2 separate regions of the Homo sapiens genome follow, and region 2 is linked to region 1. The links are chromatin loops, found by intact Hi-C in ENCODE. Cell type or tissue: psoas muscle. All regions are shown on one strand.

Region 1 (8,000 bases):
TAGAAAAGCTGTATTTCTTACTCTCCATCAGACTTTTTCAGGTATGTTTATCATCATAAAGTCAATCACCAAACAAAGCGATTTTTACTGAAAAGAAGAGAGGCTTTAAAGTGAGACTTAATTGTGAATGCTTTGTCCTCTCATTTGACAATATGGTGCATTGCGGTCTGACTTTCAGCCAAGGAAAACTTAAGGGAAAAATAGAAAGTTATAGAAGCTGCTTTGGCTGGTGGAACAGGGGTGAGTTTCTTGTTTATTTCAGGAGTAACTGTACTTCCCTTCCATGATAGGCCAAGGAATATGTCACTGTTTTTCTAGGACCCAATGCAGACTTTTGTTGCAGAGTGAACTGGACTGGAGCTATTGAAGTCCTGCTCAAAAGGACTATCAGGATGAGGAAAATGGGACTCCAATATATGAGAGGTGATATGTGCTATAAAGTGAGCCTCCCAAGGGCCAGGCTTTCAGAAGGCAAATGTCTGAAGAGGAGGCAGGGCACACACCTAGAATTTGAGTTGGAGGGCCCAAGTTGAATCTCCTCCAGTGAACCCAGGAAAGCACCCATGTTAGACATTGTTCATGCATCATATCAGATCCACTAAACCCCTTTGTTCTCTGATTTTGGCCACAGCTTCAGTGATGGGCCTGTGCATGGACCCCAAATGGCTTCCTGCAGGTGCATCTTGGCACCACCATACATCAAGCCCATCCAGCATTCCTGTGGCCCATCCCTGGGCTTTTCTGTGACATGGCAGAAAATTTTGTGATCACTCTTTTTCATCCTGGAACTCTAAGAGGGCTAATGTCTCATGGGATGAACTCTGGATAAATATGCATAGAAACCAGCAAGCAAAACTTCTCCTTCCTCTGCTGAAGGCCTGATCCTAAAGCTCATGCCACTCAGCTTTCCAGAAGATCCCATAGGAGTGAACATCCAGATATCCTGACATTGACCATCTTGAAACATCCTTATTTTGAACCTGCCTTGTTTCACTACCCCTGTCCCTCACTTTCAGGGTTACAGTTCCCAATAAATTATGCAGGTTCTGCATTGTGAGAACCCAGGTTAAAACAGAATCCTTGAGATTAAGAGAAGTCTGAGTTGGCACAAAACTCACCCCAATAAGAAATTTCTCATCCCCACTCCCATATTTCATGCTCCACACCCCACTTTCTAAGTACTAACCACTCCCATTCAAACTAATAACTGGAGGAAGACTCAAGCAGGAAAGAGGAAGTGCTGTGTCACTGTTGGCAATGGTGTGGCCAATTTCAACAGCCCAGCTAGGGAAGGGAAGAAAATTTAACATTAAGTCAATCCAGACATGTGAATGTTACAGATACCTGCACACTTCAGCTTCCAAGTTGAATCTGAGTTGTCATCTAAAGTAATGGGAGAAACTGTTCAATACCTCCAAGCAGGTAGAAACTCAAGGGCCCGCCCAACTCTCCATCTAGAGTCATGGGAAAGCGACGCCGCTGAATAGATTTTGAAAGGGAGGTTGGGAACGGAACTCAAGTTCCGTGTGTTTATAACTCATTGATCTTGCTTTCTCAACACATAAGTTACTTGACATTGGATGAGTTACTTGCTTTCTTAAGGTTTTAAGTATCCAGCTTTAAAAATGCATTAAACACACCTTGCCTCATTAGAATTGTAATGAATAAGATCATTTAGGTAAGCACGGCAAAGCACCATGAGCATTCGATCACTGTTAGCATCCTTCCCTCCCAAACATTTGCATTCCATTATTCATTGATCTAATAGTAACACTGAAGAATTGTTAGAAAGGTCAGTTTATTAGCTAAAAAAAAAAGTAAATAGAAGTTAATGCTTAGAAATGAGCTGAAGTTGAAAGGCATTTATCTCTGGTTATTAGGCAAATCACTTAATATTTCTCATGTCCAGTTTTGTGGGCTGGCAACCTGTGCTCAGTCCTCAGAAGGGCCCTGTGTCTAGTTTAATGCTCTCATGTTACTGTCTTGAAATTCTTGATAATTTAATCCTTCAACTTGTGTTCTGTAAGTAAAGTCTAATGGGACAATGGTGCCTATGTGTGAGCAGAGGAGATATGCACACTTTGAATGTTCCCTGTAGTTCCGTACTTCCCCATTGTCTTATAGCATTTGCAATGCTGCATGACACAAAATTCTAGTAGACTCACAATGCCTGAGGGTCTAGAAAGACTCAAGAGTACAGGTAAGCATGTACCATTCCCAAGGGAGTGAGCAGGGACTCTGACATCCCTAGAGTCCACATATTCCATTCAAACCTGAAGTTGCTTTCCGGTGGAGAAATAAGACAATGGCCTTCTGGGAAACATAGAGGAACAAGGAACCTATGATAGCCATTCTAACTCCTGTTACTTCCCTCCATGTGCCAGCCAGCCACTTAGGCTGGAAATGAAGACAACATTGGAATATAGGAGTAGCCATGGTCTCTTTACCTTTAAGTCCTTCTTTATTCACTAGTAAACTGAAGATAGAGAGGGTTGATGGGATGTATATGTTTCCGGAAGTAAAATACAAACAGAAGAGGTGGTTTTCTGCAGTGTTTTCACTCTTCTGATAAGAAGGAAATGGGTAGGCGTGTACGACCTACAAAATAGGAAGTGGATAGCATCAGTGACTCCGTGTAACCAACAAAATGCATTTACATTCATATTAAAAGCTGACATTTCACGACATAAAGATGAAAAGGGAAATTAATGCTAATAATTACATTTTAAAATTGTCTTTGCTTAGAATTACACTAAATCAATAACATGGAGCAAATAAAGACACCATGACTATTTCAGAGAATTCATGGAGAGAGAAAAAAGTTTCTGTTAGTACTTTTAATAACATCTTTTTCTGCTTTCTGAAACAGAGGTCCTTATTTTTGTTCTCTACTGGACCCCTGGTGTTTGTTCTCTTATGTATAAAATGAAGTATTTGTACAAGAATGCCTCTTAGGGTCCCCCATTCTATGCGGGGTTTCCACTAGAAAAATTGGCTTCCCCTCTGAATGACCACAACCCGCCGAAAGAAAGCAGCCCCTCTGTTGAGATGGCCAACAGATGGCGCCTTTGTGCTGAGAAAAAGGTACCCCTTCTTCGGGAAGTAGTAGCCTGACTCCTGGGTGCACAGTTTGGTTAGGGGAGCCCAAACTGCATTTTAAGCTTCCATTTGCTTCGTTGGCTGAGTGCCTTTATGCACAGCAAACTGCACAGCATTACATGGCAGTTTGGGTTCCATCCGTTCAAATATTTTCCTCTTACTATTGGCAACTTTGACTTTACCTCTTTAATTTCTACCCCTATTTTATGAATCACGGTTCAAAGAATGGCTGCTATAAACATGTGTTTTGTTTCCGTGCTAAAGAGAGAACAGAGCCAGGTTGAAACGATGCTTCTTGCATTGTCATCTGAGTTTTGGCAATTCTAGCTAGTCCTAGCTAGTCCAAGGGGTAGCTGGATGAAATGTTATTAACTTTTGGGGAAATAGTAGGAATTATATGAAAACATAACCCAGTTGACCTTTATTCTTTGCTGTGGGTGTTCTTTTTTGTTGTTTAGTTCAAAATAAAAATAAAAAAAATACTTCTTTGGAAGTATGTTTGAAACAGAAGGACTCTTTCGATGATAGCAGTTAAATATGTATCAGTGCCTTTCAAGTGGAAGATGAGAAAAAACACTGGGTCTCTTGATTTCATTAAAAATTCACTACGTTCGCTTTCAGGGCAGGTTTGTTGACTAATTAGATGCTCTCGACTCTAAACTATTACCTTCTGCCCTGGTATCTTGCTCTCCCCAGGGAAGTTTAATTTAAGTATATTGCTGGTCTTTGCTTTCCTCCCACACTGTTGTGAAGTGTTGCTATGAGGCAGCTGAACAGCTGCTGTGCCTTTCCCCAGAAGTGGCAGCATTCCAATAGTGGGCAAAGTGAGTTATGTAAAGACAGTTTTTCAGGGTTTCCTAGGAAACTAGTGATGGTGGTCCAGTTTGGATTTGACATGGAAACAAGAAGATTAAGTCTAACTTTGGAGGGGCCGGGGGTGGTGAGGGGCAGAACGCTCTGGAGGCTACTTCCACACTAGTTTGCTGCATTTTTATTTTGAAAGTATATAAGAAATTTGGCTTAGGAGGGCTGCGATAGTCTAAACAATAAAACAGCAGCCCTAGACTGAAGTTCATGACCTCACCCACGTCTTCACAGTGACCTAAACTGACTTAGTCCATTAGAAATGAGGGAGAAATTAAATCCGGCAGGTGTCCCCCACTGAATTAATAAAACCAAGCAAAATAGAGGTTCTAGCTACCATTTGATTATTCAAATATGTAAAATGCCAAACTGGGCTAATTCAGCCCTAATCTTCTTGTAATGAACTCATTCCATTTAACTACAATATAGAGAGAACTAACTTTGTACTTAGTACTGTGTTAGATTTTGAGAGAACAGAGAGATTATAATGAGAATATACCTTGTTAGAGCCCAAAGATTAGTGAAAGAAATAAGAGAAACTGAAACCATACTCTAATATAGTAAACAGCTCAGGAACATATGGGAACCAATCAGGAACTCTTTCTAATGAGGTTTCCCTGATTCTCACTGGATATTTCTGACACGTCGACTATAGCATGACACTTGTTGAATGCTGGAGAAGGCCAGCGCGGTGACTCATGCCTGTAATCCCAACACTTTGGGAGGCCAAGGGGGCAGATCACGAGGTCAGGAGATCGAGACCATCCTGGCTATCACGGTGAAACCCCATCTCTACTAAAAATACAAAATATTAGCTGGATGTGGTGGCGCATGCCTGTAGTCCCAGCTACTCGGGAGGCTGAGGCAGGAGAATCGCTTGAACCCTGGAGGTGGAGGTTGCAGTGAGCCGAGATTGTGCCACTGCACTCCAGCCTGGGCGACAGAGCGAGACTCCATCTCAAAAAAAAAGAAAAAGGCCGGAGAAAAGTCATTTAGAGTTGGTTCTAAAAATAACTATCTACATGATACCAAACAAAAAAAAAATGTCAAACAACCAGTTGCTTTGTTACATTATGCCCAATAATTCATGGTCCAAAATATATTTTGCTGAAGTGGCTCACCACAGATGGAATGGACTGTAAGTTTTGGAAGCACAAACATAACTAATAAGGCAGTCATGACTCTTTAAGAACCTTCTGTCTGAAGAAATGAACACTACCTAGAAACACTGCTGATAAAAAAGAAGGTTCAAAGAACTTCAGAAATGCACAAATATTAAATTTTTACAAAGTTATACGAATTTACAATTTATTGTCATTATCAATATTATATTCCAATTTGCTTCAGAGCACTTCTTATTACACTGAAGAGAAGAATTTATTTTGGCACCTGCCTCCAGTGACTGACAATTTGCTTTTGTAAATAATTCATGTATTCCTTTTTCAATATTTTAATAATTAAAATACAAACAAACCTTTATATATTCTTGTTTGATTTGACTTATTTGTTATTGTTCACTCCAAAAACAAAGAAGTAGACATTTCTAAAACAGAATTACTATTTGGCCCAGCAATCCCATTACTGTGTATGTACCCAAAGGAATATACCATAAAGACACATGCATGCATATGTTCATTGCAGCACTATTTACAATAGCATAGACATGGAATCAACCTAAATGCCCATCAGTGGAAGACTGGATTAAAAAATGTGGTGCATATACACTATAGAAAACTATGCCACCATAAAAAGAAATGAGATAATGTCTTTTGCAGAAACACGGATGGAGCTGGAGGCCATTAGCAAACTAACACAGGAACAGAAAACCAAACACCGAATGTTCTCACTTAAAAGTGGGAGCTAAATGAAGAGAACACATGGATGCAAACAGGCGAACAACAGACACTAGGGCCTACTTGAGGGTGGAGGGTGAGATGAGAGAGACAGAAAATAACCACTGGGTACTAGGTTTAGTACCTGGGTGACAAAATAATCTATACAACAAACCCTCATGACACAAGTTTACCTATATAACAAACCTGCACATGTATGCCTGAACCCAAAATAAAAGTTAAAAATAAATAAGTAGAATTTTTTTTTTTTTTTTTTGTGACTGAGTCTCGCTCTGTCACCCAGGCCAGAGTGCAGTGGCGCGATCTCGGCTCACTGCAAGCTCCGCCTCCCAGGTTCACGCCATTCTCCTGCCTCAGCCTCCCAAGTAGCTGGGACTACAGGCGCCCGCCCCCATGCCCGGCTAATTTTTTTTGTATTTTTAGTAGAGACGGGGTTTCACCGTGTTAGCCAGGATGGTCTCCATCTCCTGATCCTCGTGATCCGCCTCGTGATCCTCAGCCTCCCAAAGGGCTGGGATTACAGGCGTGAGCCACCGCGCCCGGCCCCAGAAATTTCTTTTTAATGGATCTTGAAATAGAAGAATTAGGATTTAGTGGCTTTGATTGATAGATTTAGTAAACATTGTTTTTTTCCTATGATCCTATGTCTTCATTTTTGGCAAAAATAGACGAAAAGTAGTTACCATTTGAATGTATCACGTGAGAGTGTAGTGGGAATCGTATCTCCTTTGTTATTACCAAGAATTGATCAGAGTCATTTGTTTCCTCCTTTGTTATTACCAAGAATTGATCAGAGTCATTTGTTTCCTCCTTTTCTTTTCCTCTTCCTGCTTTCAAAATGCACAATAATTCTTTAGGTGTCGTCTAGGTCTTCACATATAATTTAGCCAGAGTTGAGTAACTCTATGAGGATGTTCTGGCTTTCCCAACAAAGGTCTCCAGAACTCTCTTCTCCATTATATATTTCTTTTGGCAAACGCTCGTGGCCTAAATCCAAAGATTCTAACTATTGCACTTGGGAGATCACATTCTTACAAATTATCCCTTTTCAAAGCAGGCTAGGGGATGTGTGGCTTCTGGTTTGTAAATATGTACTGTTCTGCTCATTTTGAAAATATGAATTTGTTCCAACGTAATTGGTATATCATCCTCAGTTTGAGGATAACACAAATTTTGCATTTGTTTACATGAGTTTTCATCCATGAGAAGCAGTAGGTAAACACAGAAAACTGCACTCGGCTGAAGGGAGCCACCTAGAAATACACAAAGCACACAAATGCACACACCTCACGAGGACCACAAGCCACACCCGTCTACATCTGGTGTTATAGCTTTCTGTCTGGTTTCAGAGGATGCTCCTTCCCTCACTTCACAATAACACAGAGCTGTCCGCTTCCACAAGCAAACTCCAGGTGCCATATTGAATGTGATATGTGTTTCTTAACCACTTCACATGGATAAAACTGTGCTACCATTTTTGTTTTAATTTCCACTTTTATCTTAGATACAGGATGTGCTGCCATCTTTATTATATTTCTATCTTTTTAAAAAATGTGTCACTGATCATGAGTGTTGTATGCCTAAGCCGATTTATCCAAAGCTCTGTGGTTTTAATTGCTTGACGTTACACAGAGCAGCGATTCTTAGGAACACATATGTTGCATTATAGCAGAAATGACTGTACATGCAAGCTGACTAGCCAGGAGTGGGAGAAGGGGTGTGTAATAAATATTAGGAAAGAGTGGAACTAAGACACTCACCGAGTATTTGTCATATAATGTTAAACACGTAGGTACTGGTGATAGGCTAATAAGCATGCAGTCCTAAGCCTTTTACATGCATTACCAAGTCAATCATCATGGCAAACTTATTAAATGGGCATTGCTGTGTGGGGAGAATGCTTTCCGCCCACTTTTGACGCTATTGTTCATGTGAAAGATAATGCATGAGTAGAACACCTCCAGCTTCTCACCACTCGAGGTGCTGACTGCTCATGCTCCTTCCTGAGCCCTGAGATGTTCACTCTGTCTCTTCCCACTCATTCTTCCCTCTCCCTCCAACCTCCATCTGGTGTGTTCTGTTGGACTAGATGACTCTCATCAGCTCTCCCAAGGACCCACATCCAGTCCCTGGGAAGCACTTGTGCTTCTTTGTTCTTGGAAATAACTGGAAAAGCAGGGCAAT
Region 2 (8,000 bases), 440 kb after region 1:
CAACTCTCCCTCCCTGAGGAGTTTTGGACCGTGTTTTTTAAAAAATCTTTGGCAGGTATAGGGCTGAGAGGCAGGAGGTCACTGATTAGGGCATGGGAGATACAAAATTGGGATACATATATATATCCCAATTAAAAAATGGGCAAAAGATCTTAATAGACTTTTCACAGAAGAAGACATACAAGTGGCCACCAGGTATATGAAAAATACTTAACATCACTAATCATCAGGGAAAGGCAAACCAAGACCACGATGAGATACCACCTCACTCCAGTTAGAATTGCTATTATCAAGAAAAACAAGAGAAAACAAGTGTTGGCGAGTACGTGAAGAAAAGCAAGCACTTACACAATGGTAATGGGACTGTAAAATTAGTACAATCACTACATAAATGGTACAGAATTTCCTCAAAAAATTAAAGATAGAACGACTGTATGATCCTGGGATTCCACTACCGGATATGTATCCAAAAGAAATAAAATCAGTGTGTCTAAGAGATATCTGCATTCCTATGTTTATTGCACAACTATTTACAATAGTCAAGATATGAAATCAACCTAAGTGTCCAACAACAGATGAATGGATAAAGAAAATGTTCACACACAGAAACACACACACCATGTAATACTATTGAACCATTAAAAAAAAAAATGAAATCTTGTCACTTGTGGCAGCATGGATGGACCTGGAGGGCATCATGTTTAGTGAAATAAGCCAGACATGGAAATACAAATACTGCATGATTTCACATATGTGGAATCTAAAATAAAAGTAACATCATAGAAGCAGCAAGTAGAAGAGTGTTTACCAGAGACTAGGGAGGGGTTAGTAGGGGTAGGGGAGGATAGGGAGAGATTGATCGGTGGGTACAAAGTTACAATTAGATAGGAGAAATAAGTTCTGGTGTCCAATGCCCAGTAGGATGGCTATGGTTAAGAGTAAAGTATTGTATATTGCAACATAGCTAGAAGGTGTTATAGGGCTGCCATGTTCAAGGGCTCATCGAGCAGTAACAATTCAATACGTCGAAACAGCGGGAGTTGCCGCAGAGAAAGAATTTAATAATCACAGGGGCATCCAAATGAGGAGATAGGAGAGAACCTCAACTCTGCCTCCTTGAGGAGATTTGGACTGTGTTTTTTAAGAAAAGTTTGGCACGTATGGGGCTGAGAAGCAGGAGGTCACTGATTAGGGCATGGGAGATAAAATCATAAATATGTAGAAACTGCCTTGTTGCACTTAGTTCCTCGGAGAGTTCTTCAGACTGTCTGGTGTCAGTGGATCCTTAGAATGCAAGATCTGGAAAACATCTCTTAATGGAGAATCTGAGGTTTCTTAACATTAAAGACGTTGTCTGTAGAAGCCAGGAGCTTGTGATGCGGCTACGTGAATTTTAAGTAGTAGGAAGCGAGAAAGAAGTAGGCTCTAGGGAAACCTGATTAATGCTTAGCCCTGCTTCTACTCAAAGCTTATGCTTTTGGTAAGAAAACTGACAATTTAGTTTTATTAATTTTATGAGGACAGTTTTAGGGCTAGGCTTTTAAATGTTCTCATCACAAAGAAATATTAAATACATGAGGTGATGTATAAGCTAATTACCCTGTTTCGATCATTATACAACGTAGATATTTATTGAAACACCAAATTGTACTCCATACTTATGTACAATGACAATGTATCGATTTAACAATTAAGAAAATAAAGATCAAGGAATCAAAAAAAAAGAAAAAAAGATAGGATGAAATCTCTGGAAAAGGTAAACTTACTTTGTCAGTGGTTTCCTGGGGCCAAGGGTGGGACTGATAGGGGAGGATTCTCTGAATTAGGGTACAAAATAAATTTGGAAGATGATGGTAATGACTGTGGTAATAGTTACAAGAATATATACATTTATCCAAAGCATAGAAATGTACACTTAAATAAGTGCATTTTATTGCATGTAAAATATACCATAAAGAGATAATTATATAAAAAAATCACAGATGAAACAAGAGAAAGATTTCCAGACCTCTGAAATGTAACTTCAAATGGACTGTGTATATTCACTTATGTAAGTAAAGAATGTTTTAATTAAAAGGGAACAGAGAATGATGATACTAGTCGGCCTTGGAAGTATCTGAAAGAAGAATCCCACAAGCTAAAATGAATAGTGCTGATCCAAGCATTGTTCAGGGCAAGAGAGTTCCATCTGATGATTCAACATGACCAGTTCTTTAGTCTGATTCCCAGTTGAGTTAGATGAAAGATGCTGTCTTTGTTTGCTAACATCCTACAATCCTACGATTAATTCACGTGACTTCTCCTTGCTCTATTCCCAACCACCATGAAAAATTCACAGACAGTGAACATACACTGACTGTAGTCTTCAAGTGTGTGGTTCCTTTAGCATTCATACTTCTCATTGTAAATAAATATTTTAAGTCCATACATCTGGCTCCTAGGGCCAGATGTGCTGATGGAATCAGACTTTTGAGCTTTTGAGACTGGAGGCAAATGCTGGACTGTGTTATTTAAACTTTATTACTTTATGCATCTTAGTGGCACAGTTATTGTATAATTTTTCTTTAATCTGTGGCATTTTAAAGCTGACCATTTCTAACAACAAGGGCCTTGCTAACCACAGGGTCCCTTGTTTTGCCCAGCACCTTATTGGATTTCAAAAGGTAAAAAGAGTAAATCTCACTCTTGGTGGTGAGAGATAAGAGAACGAAATCCCTGTAGAAATCCAACTTGCAAGATAAGTTTGATGTTTCACGTGGAGGGTGTGCAGAGAACCCCTCTTCTGTCTTCCATATAAAATTTTCTATAAAACCAACATTTCTTAATAATGCATTTTCATGTTATTTTGGAAAAACTCTAAGAGGAGTTGAGTTTTCATCGTGGGTTGATGTGAGGCAAAAACCAAAAACAATCAACAATAAAACAAAACAAAACACCAGAAACAATACATCTGAACTCAAAGCCAGGAAGAGGACACGGCTGACATTTAAAGCTATATTTGAGGAAACTCCTTTTGTGGTTGTTATGTACCTCTAGGTAAAAAGATCTGGAAATTCTAGATTCATTTAAGTAAAATTTTCCAACCTTAAACAGCCAAGGACGTTCTTCAGTTCCATTATTTTTCTTTCTTTTTTTGCTTGCAAGCATGTAACTGGTTTCAGTAGGCATTTAAGAAACATGGCCAGTCTAGTTTTACAAACAGCACTAGCTGAACCAGCCACATTTTTTACCTGCAGGCTGCCAGCTTTCCAAAAAGGGAAAAATCCTTTCATATTTTACTTATACAAAAGACTTATTTGCCTTGCAGAAAGTCTCAGTCTCGGGTTCTCATGTGTAGTCCTCCAAATCAAGAGAACAGACAAGGCATATTCACGAAGAACACATAGGATTGCATTTTTGCTCATTGGACACACCTTGTACCTTTGCATTTTCCTTTTTAAGTAAATTCTATATTGCACTCAACTTCATGCAAATCACTAGCAGGAAGTAGGAACCTAAGAGCAAGTACATTTCAAATCATGCCAGGATTCATGCAGGTTCAGGATTGCCCTGTTTCACTAAAGGATACTAGAAAGAAGATGTGTCATTTTCTTCCAGCAAATTTAACCCATCAGCCCTTCAGGAAGGTGTAAAGACCAGAGGTAGACCCTCTAAATTCTGAACAATTTCCCCCAGGTGAACACTGCAATGGGACCACTGTTGAGGTACTCTCCTCCCATCCTGCTCTATTGTGAAACTAGCTGTTTATTGCAAGTAGCAACAGGATTTCTTTAAAAAAGGATTTTGTTGCCCTTCTCCACTAATTGCTTTTTTGGCATTCTCCTGTCCACCTCTTTTTATTATCCTGCAAAATGATCATAAACCTATACGATGTTTTAGACTACAAATGCCAAAAGGCAGAGCAATTTCAGTAAGCCCTGGTGAACCCAGATGGCCCGATATGAAGATCCCCTGGAAATAGACTTTGTTATAAAAGACTCCACATGCAGACGTCAAATGTGAACCAGGGAAAGATAGAAATGCAGAAAGTCTCGCTCCCCTGTCTTGGTAAATCTGGGCCTCATTTCAATTAAAGCTGAAGTGAAGACTCCTCCTTGAATGGTTCAAATGCCTCGAAATGGAAGGGAGAGGTGAGCTGTAGACTGAGGCAAAAGTACATACTGTATTTATAATCGAACACAGCTTTTTATATAATTACATCCTTGTGCACTTTTTATTTTTGGTTCTTAAACAAAGTCACTCAGATGAAATTAAAGAGTGTGCAGGAGAAGGTGCTTCTCTGCTTCTTCCAGTTTCTATGGCAACTCGGGGGCATCTTATTCAGCTGCCTCATTGACTGAGTGTGCCCAAGTGATGCTGGCTGCCACTTCAGCTCCTCCCTGGAAAAGGCAGGGAGGAGTGCTTTGTTGACCTTATGGCCACCAAAAGAACTCATGATAGGACTGAAGAAAACCTCTGACATGTTCATTCAACTTTCCCTCATTTTGTCATATATGGTTGCCATCTGACAGTGCTTTTGCCGAGAGTGTTTTGTTAGAAATGTGTGTATACTTGCCTTTGAAATTTCTCTCTTGGTAAATAATCTGTTTTTATGAGAAAGTTCCTAATGTAAAGGAACCTCCTATATACTATTCGACGAGACACTCTGTTTGCAGGACCAAATGAAGAGCTGCTTAACTGGGACTTTAGATGTAAAACTGTATTAGCAAAAATGTAAAAAAACAAAATCCAAGTAAAATGACAAAGGCTGAGACTTGATTCATTTGTTTGTTGTACTAGATTGAATGTTTGCCAAGGGATGTCTTTCTGTCCATGTGTCAGGACTGGGGAAATGCTGAGGCGAAGATGATTCACAGAACTAATCGCAGCAGAATACGGGGTCAGAGCAGTCATTTAGCAGGAGGGAGGGAAAGAACAGGGTTCACCGGAGCAAAGTCCTTACAAAACCAACTTAAACTGTAAGAAGAAACACTTTCAAATTTTAGGTTAAACATTGCATTAGGTAACCATGCTTTATTATTGTAACTTTATTAAGAGTCACTTGTGAGCACTACTAATTACAGCAACAACAAACAGAGTGGCAGGCAAATGATAGAGAATTACAAATGTGTGGGAAGAAGGAAGAAAAGAGGAGAGAAGGGAAGCGGAAGGTAGGAAGAGAAGGAGGGAAGGAAGGAGGAAAGAAGAAGCAAGGGAAGAGAAAAAAAGGAAGGAAGGAAGAAGGAAGGGAGGGAGGGAGGGAGGGGAGGGGAGAGGGAGGGGGAGGGGAGGGGAGAGGGAGGGGGAGGGGAGGGGAAGGGAGGAAGAGAAGGAAGGGAAACAAGGAAACAGGGAAGGAAGGAAGAAGGGAGGGAAGGAGGGAGAGAGGGAGGAAGGAAGGAAAGGATGGAGGAAGGAGAACATACATGCTATTTTTGAAATGTCTCTGGCATTGGAGTTTCTCTATGCTTAATTTTCTCACATTTCCCTAAACCAAGAAATTGTCATAACATTTTTACCTCACAATTCCATAATTTTCATAGCAGTAGAAGCTTGCTTGGGTGTGTATGTTTGTTGTCAGAAAGCAGTCTATCAAAACCAAACCAAATATATACAAACATTTAATTTTTCCTTGAGGGACTGTTTTACCTATAGAATTTCCATTGTAAGAGTAAAAAAATATAGATTATAAAGTGATGTCTTCTGATTATGACTGTGTGTCTATACAAGTATTATGTTTGTAAATAGTTGTTTTTTAACTAAGTTGATTTTAAGGTTACTGTTACTGATATATGGCAAATGGTTTCAAGAGAAGTGGCTAGAAGGAGGCTAGGAGGGGAAGAAAATGGTATGTATTATATTTTAAAGGTCTTACATATTTTAATTTTAAGATATTATGAAGTTGAGAAAACAGGTTTGTCTCACCAAACTTCCACATTAATGTGAACGTTTGCAGATAGTTTATCTAGAATTCAAGGGTAAAAATCAAAACAAAAGGTAGAAGTTACCATCATGAATTAGAAAAGAAAGTGAGAGGGAAAGAAAGCGAGAGAGAGAGAGAGAGAGAGAGAGAGAGAAAGGAGTTTTTTAAGCCAGGTAAGATTATTTATAGACATTTGAGATGTCCTTCCAAGTTATCATAGCAGAAGGTTGCTTACTTAATCCAAGTCCACTCTCCCGGTGCAGCATATTTTGTAAAGCCTCCTGGGTCATTTGAGCCAAATCAGAACCATTGACAATTAAACAACCAAACCATCTCACTAATTACATGTTCTTTATAGTCACTCATTGATTGTTTTGTAGGACATGATATTTGCGATCTTAATTATCCAACTTTGTCACTTAAATGTGGTTCTGATTGAGTTCTGGATTTTTCTAAACATAGAATTTAACCTTAACCAAAAAGTTATAAAAAATTTTGTCACAAATAAAATATTTAAATGAGGTGCACTGAAAACGATTCCCAATAGGGTGTTTCAAAAACACTTGAATCCACAGTGACCTCCCTGCAAAGATATTTAATCTTCCAAATGAAGATGTCCACACATGGAGGAAAAGAACAGTGTGTCTGTACAGTGCCTAATAGATCCTAAGTACTCAGTAATTGGTAGTTACTGTTCTATACAAACTTTTTATATCTAAAACCCAGTTACTTTTCTTAGTTTTTAAGACAAAATAAATATATAACCATACCACCCATTTTCTAAGTTGTGACTGATTGGAGACCAAGTCCATAAAGAAAACTCTGAGTGCCCAGTATTACATTATAATCGCTTAACAAATTTTTGGTTGAGTTGAATAGAATTTTCTAAAGTCAAATTCCTTAATGGCCTCAACCTCTCCGAATATAATCTCAAACCTGAAATAAAAAAGATCTCCGAAAATCAGTACAATGAATATAAAACCTGCGCAGAAGCCAGGTCATTTGTGTCTCCTCTGGGCCTTCTGAACCTCCCTGCTATTACGTATGATATTAGTCATAGAGGATTATGTGATATCCTCTCTGATAATCTATATTATATATGATATGACGATATATGATAAACTCATCATATATGCTATGACATATATGATACAATAATCTATATCATAATGGGTTGATCTGATTTATTTGACCCAGAGAATAAGAAGCAGAAAACAAACTAGCACTAGGGGACTTCTGGCAGTGGACAAAATATTAGCTGCTGGTTTCGTGATAAAAAAAGATTAAAAAGCATATCCCATCAGAAAGAGGTGCACATATTAGCTTGAGTCACATAAGGAAATGTTAAATAATATATATCATCTTTTGAATAAGGCAGATAATTGTATAATATTTTAGAAAACCATTCCTCCAAAACAAAAAAAATGCCCTTGAGGTGACAAATTTCAGTTAGTTGGAGAGAGCCACTTCCTAAGTAATTATTCACCATTATTATTCTGTTTAGTAACACTCACGTGCTGCCTCTGGTTTACCTTGCTTCAATTCCTCCCTTGCGAATTCTTATCTACTGGGTCTTCCCCTTTCCCCCAGCCATTCTACTTCTCTACTTTCCAAAGGAGGATGACCAACTCCCCTGGTTTGCCCAGAGCTTTTCCAGTTTCAGCACTGAAAGTCTTGCACGCTAGAAAATCCCTGAGTCCCAGGCAAATCAGGACAGTTGGACACCCAGTTCCTAAGCCAGGCACTCTGATATTCTTATTCTACTTGTGCTTTGCAGGTACTACCTTGTAATTAGATATTTCTCTTTTTATAAAATCATTATAACAACCCTCAGATAGTGACTAATCATTAGGTCACTTAGCTCCATGGTCTGAAATATCCTGAAGAAACACTGAGGTCCTGAAATAAGCTGATCACGGACTTGGTTCTTTACTTCATTTAAAGGACATAGAGCTAGCCATCCTTTATTCATTTATGCATTTATTCACTCACTCAAATTTGGGCAAACAAATACGATTCATTTAATCAGTTTTGCTAGCTTGAAAATGAATATTTCTAGATGGAAATTTGTTTTTTTCTTTGCAAGTATGACCTGGGA

The links. Peaks named below come from ENCODE experiments on the same cell type or tissue, not always from the same donor. Only the 100,000 strongest peaks of a DNase experiment are listed, where the experiment ranks them.
Region 2: a loop joins it to region 1, with 3 times the contacts of the local background. A loop is called at or near these places in 3 of 110 quality-filtered maps.

The regions. Positions count from the first base shown.
Region 1 is chr17:70,617,650-70,625,649 of GRCh38, reverse strand. No RefSeq gene overlaps it. Among named protein-coding and RNA genes, the nearest start is that of KCNJ2, 450 kb to the right of the region's middle. In psoas muscle, a CTCF peak has its summit at 3,059 (motif pointing right); a DNase peak (open chromatin) is centred at 3,069; H3K4me3 peaks cover 385 bases.
Region 2 is chr17:70,181,809-70,189,808 of GRCh38, reverse strand. No RefSeq gene overlaps it. Among named protein-coding and RNA genes, the nearest start is that of KCNJ2, 16 kb to the right of the region's middle. In psoas muscle, no CTCF peak of the experiment used is centred here; no DNase peak of the experiment used is centred here; H3K4me3 peaks cover 1,200 bases; H3K27ac peaks cover 3,878 bases.